Regions from separate parts of the Homo sapiens genome. Here region 1 is linked to region 2. Evidence: chromatin loops called from intact Hi-C (ENCODE). Cell type or tissue: mammary epithelial cell. All regions are shown on one strand. Links, peaks and the distances in the headings refer to the core of each region. The heading gives the core; the rest is flanking DNA.

Region 1 (5,394 bases), core at 123-5,122, 230 kb after region 2:
TTTTCAGTAGTTAGTTGCATTGTTTCCACTATCAACTGAATGAGTGAATATTTGGAAGCAGATCTGGGCAAACAGTTTATCTATATTTTCTACTACTCAATGCATAGAATAGTGCTTGATGCAGTAAACTTAAATATTGTTCCTACTCTCATGGAACTTACACCCTAATATGTGTGTTATGTGGAAACAGACAAACTTCTCTCTGCCTGAAACTCTTTGACACTAAATTCTTTGCTTGGCTATCTCCTTATCTGAAAAGTCTCTAATTAGATTTCACGTCTTCCATAAAGTTTTCTCTGACCTCTACTTACTGATTAGGTGACCTCCTTCTGCTGTGTTGCTGCAGCACCCTGTGACTTCCCTACCATAACCTTAATAGCACACATTAAAATGTACTGTTTAATTATCTATATCCTTTAATAGACTCTAAGCTATGTGTACACAGAAATTATACTTGTCTTGTTTACTACTGAATTTTTTGCATATAACAGTCTTTATTCTCAAAGAGAATTATCAAGTGTATTTATTAAATAAGAGAGAGATCTCCAAAGTAAGAGAAAACAAGCAACAAATTTGTTAAAGCCTGAAACTCTAATGTTGTATAAGTTGTAAATAGTTTTAGAGATTAGAGGGAAGGAAATAATAGTGAACCTGAAAGATTACATCATTCTAAGACATAAACGTCTTTCTAGTGTCATCTAGAAAATTAGTGTATATTATAGAATGAAGGGTTGACTAAACATTCACCTGGTGGCTTGTATGCAAAGTCTATGTTATTAGAAATATTTTTGAACATCTTATCTCTATTAGGCATGGGTGGTACACATATGAATACAAATGTGAAGCATTCCTGTTGAAAATAAAAAAAGATCTCTACCTGTTTTGCTTATTAGGAGACTATATTTCATGATTTTGAAATGTAGGAGACTATATTTCATATTTACTGTAAGAGCTTACTTGAATTAATATTATTATCAGTAAAAATTTGACTAAACAAAATCTTACCTGTGATGGAGAAAATAACCACCATAAAATCAAAAATGTTCCACGCAATGGTGAAATAAAAACAACGGAAAGCGATGAGCTTCAGTATACATTCCATAGTATATAGCATAACAAAAATTGAGTTAATCCAGTAGAGAGCAATGGACATTTGTAGACTCTGAACATCAGTGTCTATCATCATGGCTATTGCTTGGAAACATATAAGAACCATAACAATGACATTAAAAGCTTGGCTTGTTACCACATCAAAGATGAATCCTTGGAGCTTGTTCTGTGGGTAAAATCAACAGGTGTAATAGTCTTATTAATAGGATACATATACATATATATGGTCTTTTATACACTACAACTTTCTTCCCAAAATAAATGAGAATAAGTGTGAACCTAAATTTTTGCCAAACTATAACATATAGTCAAAACAAACAAACAAAATGACCATGAAAAGCTTTGTCAAGGGACACAAAAATTTTGACAAAAACATTTGTTAAGGCTTTAAAAGAGAATATATAAAGAACACCTCCATTGAAGTTTCAAAAAATCTAGACATTTTCTTACTAATGGGCGAGGTACTGGTCTTTGAGAATCCTCATACATTAGCTTCTTCAGCCTGCGGTACTGTTTTCTCTGTTTAACCGTTATAAAGATATTTGAGCCTCCCAGGTAAAGAAAGGAAAGAAAAATATATTAAAATCACACTTAATCCAAATTTTCCCTTATGTTAATAGGCATTTTAAAGACTTGGCAATTATTGATTTAATCTTCTAAAAAAAAGGCTTAAGTGCAGTGAATGAAATCATGTTTGAACATGTCTGACTTTCTGCCCAAAAATCCATAAAAAGCACATACAGAATACATGCTGATAGTGACAGAAATTCAGTAATCTCTAAGTGCGCTTTCTTAGGGGAGTGTCAACTCTATTTTCACATAGGGTTGTAAAAGAGGACAAAGGAGAAACAGCAGGGGATATCTGGAAATATTTACTAAGAAAGGTTGAGCTCAATAGCTAAAGGAAAAGTTGATTTGTATCTTTTAATAAGCAGAAATAAACAGAAATGATCATATGTGATCATTTTTATATGACTATATATTGCTTTATTTTTCAAATAGTATCAGAAGAGTTTTTTTTACTATTATTCCAAAAGCACCTTGCGCTTGCTTCTTCATAGCACGGTTGAGGGCTTATTCATTTTTGTGTTTCTAGTGCTAATTTCAGTATCTTATGTAATATATGTGAAGTGAATAATGTCACGTCCTAGGAATTAGGAATTGTTACTGCTCTAAATCAGGACCTGGTCACTTAAATTGACTGCAGACACCAGTTCGAAGCCTAGAAGCAAATCCTAGTATGTTATCCTACAGGGTTGATATTCGTAGAAAGCTGAAGCATCCAATCAAAATCACATTTGAGCACTCAGCTCTCTACTCCTATTTCATTGGTGGAGACTCAAGAGTGATTGATATACAGTAGTCCCCCCTTATCTGAAGTCTCACTTTCCACACTATCAGTTAGCCATGGTCAACCACAGTTGGAAATTATTACATGAAAAATCCTAAAAATAAATAGTTAATACATTTTAAATTTCATGTGGGTCTGAGTTGTGTGATGAAATCTTGTGTCATCCTGCTCTGTGGAGACCGGGATGTGAATCATCCCTTTGTCCAGCACATCCACTCAGTCTATGCCACCCACACATTACTCACTTTGCAGCTATCTCTGTTATCAAGCGATTGTGTTCAAGTAATCCTTATTATAATTAATAATAACCCCCAAAATGCAAGAGAAGTGATGCTGGCCTTCGAATACAAAAAGAAGCTGCAAACTGCTTCCTTTAAGAGAAAAGGTGAAAGTGCTTGACTTAAGGCAAGAAAAAAAAACATATGCTGAGGTTGCTAAATCTATGGTATGAATGAATCTTCTGTCCATGAAATTGTGAAGAATGAAAAATAAATGTATGCTTGATTTGCTGTTGTACTTCAAACTGCAAATGGCCACAGTGCATGATAAGTCTTAGTCATGGAAAAGGCATCTTAACGTGAACAGAAACGTTCTGATTTACGGTAATCAGGTTAGGTACTACCCTGCGGTTTCAGGCATCCACTGGAGGTCTTGGAACGCAGTCCCCTTGGATAAGGAGAGTCTACTGTACCAGATTTTACACATGGCTAAAGTTTGATTACATGGCTGAAGATAAAATTTCAAAATTAAACTATTCTTTCCTTTGACTTTTTTGGAAGGCTTCCCAAAAGAGATTAGGTGCCTGTGTAAAATAACTTGACTTAGATGTCTTTTTAGTCCTTTGCGTTTGTGGAGGCCCTGAAGAAGCTGCTTTTTAGAAATGGCATGAAACTGTAGTTATTCAATTCTGTCTCTGAACTCTGTCTTACTGGGTTCAAGCACTCCTACTTAGGCCACCCAGTTAGGATTTATGACTCTCTCTACTTCTAGCAGAAAGAACTACTCTAACTTTGAAAGATGTCCATGCTGGCTGACTGTGGAGGCTTTAAATATAACAGAGAGTAAAAGAGTGTTTTTTTCTGGAACTCTTCACATATTTGTGAAGATAGAAAATTTTACTTACAGTATTTATTTTTCAGCCCATAATTATTTCCAAAACACTTGTAATTTTTACACAGACACTTGTAATGTTTAACTTTTAAACTTGACTGTGTAGTACATATTTTGGATTTAGAAGGCAATGTTCATCAATGTGCAGGAACATTAATCATGATTTTTTAAGATACATGTCAAATAAAAATGACATTAAGCTGAATCCAAAGCCAATTATTTGAAGCAGGGCATTTATATATTTATGTGTATGCCTGATTTTCTCAGACATTGGATAAACAAATAATATTTATACTTATCTTTATTTTATGCTTGTTGAAATTATCAATAATAACAGTAATCAGCATACTCAGAGGGAGAAATACTCCAAATATAATAAAGTTGATAAAGTAACAATACATGTAGATGTTGACTTCAAAATGAGGCTGTATATTAACCTAGAAGTTTAAAATAAGCAAATTATTGATATTGGCTTTTTAAAACAAGTTTTATAAAACAATTTATGACAAGAAAACAATAACAAAACAAGCATTGTTATGCTACCTAAGAAACTGTTTTCTTTTTTGCTGTTTGGTAAAAGGATATCATTGCTTTGTATGAATGTTAAAGTTCATTTCATTCATTTAACCATTGTTGCAAAGTCTGGTAATCTTTCAAATGGACCTATGGGGCCTCAATCATTGTATATAATAACCCTGGAAGAATTTCATTGCCAATGAAATATCCAATCTGAACTGCATTTGATTTCTATTCATTATTACTGGTGTCCTGTGCTCGAATTGCAAAAATGACTTTGCTTGTATCCTAACAATGGCTTTAAAATGATATTATACTTACAGCAACAGAATCAATTGCTGAATTCATAATAGTGATCCATCCATTAAATGTTGCCTGTAAAAATAAAATGCATTTAAAATTTATGCTTCCTGGCAAATAAAAAGTAAAATCTCAGTCTCTTATTAGTGCACTGAAATATTTGACATAGGCTTGCCACACTTCCATATACTGTGTAATTGGGATCCTTAACATTTTCATTATTATATTGTCTGTTAACAACTATTTCAAGTACTTAGTTTATTTATAGTTAATAACAAAATATTTGAAGATAGCATGACTAGAAAAAGATAAATAGAGAAACAGATATATAAATGGTAAATAATTACATGCGGCCATGTGTCATGGTGACTTGTAGCTGCTACACATGTGCTTTTCTGTGAGAGACATAAGAGGAATTGTTCAACTCTTCACATCTGCTAGATACTGAGTCACTGAGTAGCAGTTCCTCAAAATGCTAAAGAGATAAAAAGTAGTGACTTGGGTTGAACTAAAGAATTATTACCTGTAGTGGTTAATACTGAGTGTCAATTTGATTGGATTGAAGGATGCAAAGTATTGATCCTGGGTGTGTCTGTGAGGGTGTTGCCAAAGGAGATTAACATTTGAGTCAGTGGGCTGGGGAAGACAGACCCACCTTTAATCTGGTGGACACAATCTAATCAGCTGCCAGCAAATATAAAGCAGGCAGGAAAACGTGAAAAGGCGAGACTGGCCTAGCCTCCCAGCCTATATTTTTCTCCTGTGCTGGATGCTTCCTGCCCTCAAACATTGGACTCCAAGTTCTTCAGTTTTGAGACTCGGACTGGCTCTCCTTGCTCCTCAAGCTTGCATACAGCCTATTGTGGGACCCTGTGATCATTGATCATGTAAGTTAATACTTAATAAACTCCCCTTTATATATATATGTGTATGTGTATATATATATATATATATATAAATATACTATATATATGTAAATATATATAAATATATTTATATATGTAAAT
Region 2 (5,394 bases), core at 217-5,216:
GCTTTGTCTAAGTGACAGCAACTTCCAAAAGCTATAGGAACACCAGCCCTGACAGATACAGAATTCAGAATCTGGATGGCAAAGAAGGTCAACGAGATTCTGGAGACGCTGAAACACAATCCAAGGAAGCAAGTAAAACATTCCAAGAGTGGAAAGATGATATAACCATTTTAAGAAAGAACCAAACGGAATTTCTGGAATTGAAAAACTTACTACAGGAATTTTATAATATACTTGGAACTATTAACAACCTAATAGACCAACATGAGGAAAGAATGTCAGATCCTGAAGACTTGTCCTTCAAATAAACCCAGTCAGACAAAAACAAAGAAAAAAAAAAAGAATTTCAAAAGTTAACAAAACCTCTGAGAAATATGGGATTTTGTAAAGAGACCAAACCTGTGACTCATTGGCATTTCTGAAAGAAAAGGAGAGTGTAAGCAACTTGGAAAACACATTTGAGGATGTAGTTCACAAAATTTTCCGCAATCACTACAGGCTGATATGCAAATTCAAGACATCCAGAGAACGCCTGTGAGATACTATACAACAGTGGCCCCCAACCTCTTTGGCTCCAGGAACCGGTTTAGTGGAAGGTAATCTTTCCATGGACTGGGGAGGTGGGTATGGTTTTGGGATGATGGGAAACACATTATATTTATTGTGCACCTTATTTCTATTATTATTACATTCTAATACATAGTGAAATAATTATATAACTCACCATAATGTAGATTCAGTGAGAGCCCTCAGCTTGTTTGCCTGCAACCAGAGGTCCTATCTGGGGATGATGGGAGACAGTAACAGATCATCAGGCATTAGAGTCTTATATGGACCATGCAATCTAGATCCCTAGCAAGCACAGTTCACTTCTGGTGACAGGTTCAATCGTACTCTAAACTTCAGCATCACAAAATATACCTTTGTAACAAAACTTTGTGCCCTCAGAATCTAAAATAAAAGTTGAAAAAGACAAAAAAATTAGAGCAATTTCCATGGGTTATCAAACTTAGCTGCTCATTACAATCACCCCTGGAGCTTCTAAAAATTTCAATACACTCAGCTACACCCCAGATTAATTTAAGTAGTATCTATGGGAAGAGACACAGGCATGGGTTTTAAGGTCTCCAGGTGATTGTAACATGCAGTAAAGTTTGAGAAACAGGGCTCTTAACCAGCATTTTCTCAGTTGTCATGCATATACAAATCCTTGGCATCTAGAGAGCCCCTCCTAAGTGTGGTTACTAGACAAAAAGCCTCAGCATTACCTGGAGATTGTTAGTTAGAAATGCAAATTTTGAGCCCCACTGTATATTTATTGAATCTGAATCAGAACCCCTGGGGTACATGCCAGCATTCTGTGTGTTAAAGTTCTCCAGCTGATTCTAATGTGTGCAAATGTTTGAGAATTAATGGTCTCACCTGGGACCATTCTCCTCCTCCTCCTTTTTATTGCTGTCAGGTGGAAGTGACACCATCTTCCAAAGGCATGGAACTTTATTACTTCATTGACAGTTTTATCCTGGAAACTGATCTAGCTTTTGTTTTTCACCAGAATTTCTAAACAAATAGGCACAAGCTGTTTGATATTGGGTCACTTTTTCTTTCAATGGCTGGTCCCCTTGATGTCTAAAACTTTCGTGTTTTAGGAGGGTGTCGAAAAAGGGAATTAGCAAAGAAGGGAAAAAAGAGGAGAGAGCATTTCCAAGACTTTGTTGGTGCACTGAACTTTTAGAATTCTCATTCCAACTAATTATGTACTACACATATAGTTAACACTAAAAATAAAATTTGCATCATCTGTGAGACATCTAGGATGTTCGGAAAGTAACTATGATCTTACAAAGCAGCTTGACACTGACAATACTCTTGTTTGTTGCTTTGTTTTTGGTGGTTTTTTTTACTACTACTCCCTGAAACAAATGAAAGATGTGGTATCTGGAGTCAGATCTGAATTTGAACCTTGATTTTACCCCTTTTGTGATGTGTATCTGAGCATGTTACCCAAGTTTATTTCCTCATCTCTCACAGATAACTGACAAATTAGTTTTTAGCATTGTGCTAAGATAGGAGAGCCTGAACATAAAATACCTCCCATTATTCTTGGCACCTAGTAGATGTCAGTGGTGTGCTGGAGCCTTCTTGGGCCAGCTGGAGAGAGCAATGGTGCACGGCTCCTTCCAAGTCTATGTTCAGTGACTTCAGATTGTTTGCTGGAATTTAGCCATGGGATGAGTGTTTACACCACAGAAATAGGCAAAAGATACATAGAGAAAAGGTCTTATCCTCCAGGAGAGCCAGTTGCTTTACATTTACCAGTACACCATTGGTAGACATTTCTTTCGTGGTTATCTGTTGATGGGTAGATTTTAGAAGGTAATTTGTTTTTCTCTCATGAAACAAAAGTAGCAAAGCATAGCCCAAATGGGAGGACGTCACAGAAGGGCTCCAGGAAAGCCCTTCCTGAGATCACTCTCTTACCATGTATCTATTATGTATTCTCAGAATTTCTCTCAAATTCCCAGACTCACGGAAAAGGTGACACTCAATTATGAGCAGACACTGACATTTTTTGTGAGATTAGTTCATCAGAGGTTTTCCTTCTAAGCCAAACTGACTGAGTTCAGGGATCTGAAAAACACAATTTAACTAATGAGGATCTGTTGGCTGTAAGGCCATCTAGGGATGAAGATAGCTAAAGCAAACAATGTCTGTAGCTCATGGGGTAACATTTATCAATGCAGAGGAGACAAATAAACACATAATCAACTTTCCATAATTTTAGATAATAGTAAATGGTAGATGAAAGTAAAACAGTTTAATTTGGTAAACAGTGAGCAGGGCAGTGGAATTGCTTTAAGTAGGCTCACCAGGAAAGGCTTCTCTAATAAGGAAATATTTCAACTGAAATCTAAAAGGATGCAGCTGTGTTCTGAATCAGAGAACATTCCAGGTGACAAAGAGCAAGAGAAAGGCCCTGAGGCAAGAATAAACTTGTTTTCAAGAACAGAAAGCAGGTTAGTAGAGCTGAGGCACTGTGAGTTTAAGAAGAGGTTGGTGTTACATGGAGCAGCAGCACAGTCAAGCAGGGAACAGATCACGTAAAGCCCTTTAGAGAGTGAAGTCGGCTTTTTATGCTAGGTGCAACTGGGAGTTCTGAACACGGTAAGAAGCACTGGTGGTCATGGAGACAGTAGCCTGATCGCCAATGGAGTTTTTTTTTTTTATTATTATTATACTTTAAGTTTTAGGGTACATGTGCACAATGTGCAGGTTTGTTATGTATATATACATGTGCCATGTTGGTGTGCTGCACCCATTAACTCGTCATTTAACATTACGTATGTCTCCTAATGCTATCCCTCCCCCCTCCCCCCACCCCATAACAGGTCCCGGTGTGTGATGTTCCCCTTCCTGTGTCCATGTGTTCTCATTGTTCAATTCCCACCTAGGAGTGAGAACATGCGGTGTTTGGTTTTTTGTCCAATAGAGTTTTAAAGGATCACTCTGATCACTCTGTGAAGAATACATTTTAGAAAGTCAAAAGTGGAGCCAAAAGACCAGTTAAGTGGCTACTACGATAGTGTAGGTAAAAGATATAATAGTGGCTTGGACAAGGGGGCAGGTGGTCTAGATGAATAGAAAAGGGTAGATTTGGGATATATTTTACAGGTTGAATCAGTAGCGTTTGTTGATGGATTCGATGTTTATGTAAGGGAAGAAAACAAGAATGTGCATATATATATACATAAAATATTAGTTTTAGAAACAGTGTAGATACTATGCCCATCAGTTAATTTCTAGTCTGAGGTAAGTCATAAAGGAAATGAGCTATCTAAGCAATAAGGGAAAGAAAAATGTTTAGACTTATTGCAAGTTAGAAAAAATAAAGCTGTTCATAGTGCATCCTGTTTCAAGCCATGTCTCCAAATATAAATGATTAATGCATTTGTGGTGTATTTAAGTTCTCTGATGGTGTTGTATTGTTGGTAAAATGCAATTACAATGCAGTAGGAAAATAATGTTTCAATTAGATTAGCAAATAAATTAGTCTTACATAAAATAATTAAAACATTATCTAAGTTTGCAAACTTAGGTCTCAGGTTTAATGAATCTTTTTGAATATTTATTTTCTGTTTCCCTGCTACTTTTTTTTGTCTTTCATAGTTTTGCTCTGGGAGGCTCTAGAAAAGAAGAAGAAAATATTTTGGAAGCCTAAATTTTATTAAAATGATCTTAGTTTTTATGACTCTCAAGCAAAGCTATAGGAGATTCCTAGCCAGGAGATCATTTAGTGTACATTTAGTACCTAACAATTAGGTGTTCAAGTATCCTGAAAAAAGTCCTGATAAACTGTTTGTTGGGTAAAATTTAATAAATAATTTTACGAGTGCAAAGCTGAGCTTATAAAAATTAAAGAAAATTTCCAGGAACAAAAAAGCAAAAGAGAAGCAAGAAACAGAGTGGTAAGATGACATTATAGCTGTAACTCCCTGGGGATGGTGGCTGATTTCAGTAACTCAGGAGTTTGTTTGTTATTGTTGTTTATTACTTTATTGGGATATAATAAGTACATAGTACATTAAGAAAATTGTACAGTTCAAATATACATATTTATACTCCTAAATAAACACTACCTAGGTTAGGATACAAAACATTCCTATTACCTAAGAATTGTCCCTTATGCCCCTCTATGCCAATAACTCCCCCAAAGTTACCACTCTTCTATTAGCATAAATACTTATTTTGCCTGCCTGTCATTAAGCTTCATAAATTAATTCAAACAATATGTAATCTTTTGTGTCTGGCTTCTTTTGCTCATAATTATGTTTGTGAGATTCCCTATGTTTTTGCATGTTTTACGTGTATCAGTAAAATGTCTTTTCTTACTGTTGTATACCAGTTTTCTTAAGAGCTAGGATCACGGCCCGGCGTGGTGGCTCACACCTGTAATCCCAGCACTTTGGGAGGCCGAGGCAGGCGGATTGCCTGAGCTCAGGAGTTCGCAACCAGCCTAGGCAACATGGTGAAACCCCATCTCTACTTAAAAAAAAAAAAAAAATTAGCCAGGCGTGGTGGTGTGTGCCTGTAGTCCAAGCTATTCAGGAGGCTGAGGCAGGAGAATTGCTTGAACCCGGGAGGCGGAGGTTGCAGTGAGTGGAGATATTGCCACTGCACTCCAGTCTGGGCAACAGAGTGAGACTCTGTCTTAAAATAAATAAACAAATTAATGAATTAAAAAAATAAAGAGCTAGGATCACATTCTGTCACTCAGGCTGGAGTGCAGTGGCATGATCATAGCTAACTGCAGCTTCAAACTCCTGGGCTCAAGCAATCCTCTTGCCTCAGCCTTCTGAGCAGCTGGGATTATAGGCACAAGCCTGGATTCCCTTG

What was found. A loop is a pair of places that touch in the nucleus more often than their neighbours do. Peaks named below come from ENCODE experiments on the same cell type or tissue, not always from the same donor. Only the 100,000 strongest peaks of a DNase experiment are listed, where the experiment ranks them.
Region 1: it touches region 2 in a loop (6-fold over the local background); 15 of 110 quality-filtered maps call a loop at or near these places.

The regions. Positions count from the first base shown.
Region 1 is chr2:166,408,660-166,414,053 of GRCh38, forward strand. It overlaps SCN7A (sodium voltage-gated channel alpha subunit 7), which reads right to left. Exons shown (of 26, transcript NM_002976.4): 22 at 4,409-4,462; 23 at 3,871-4,008; 24 at 1,561-1,665; 25 at 1,006-1,276. Among named protein-coding and RNA genes, the nearest start is that of SCN9A, 35 kb to the left of the region's middle. In mammary epithelial cell, for the core only: no CTCF peak of the experiment used is centred there; a DNase peak (open chromatin) is centred at 2,652; H3K27ac peaks cover 2,345 bases.
Region 2 is chr2:166,181,987-166,187,380 of GRCh38, forward strand. The region is part of intron 3 of SCN1A-AS1 (SCN1A and SCN9A antisense RNA 1); the gene reads left to right. Among named protein-coding and RNA genes, the nearest start is that of SCN1A, 57 kb to the left of the region's middle. In mammary epithelial cell, for the core only: no CTCF peak of the experiment used is centred there; a DNase peak (open chromatin) is centred at 3,005; H3K4me3 peaks cover 1,265 bases; H3K27ac peaks cover 2,107 bases.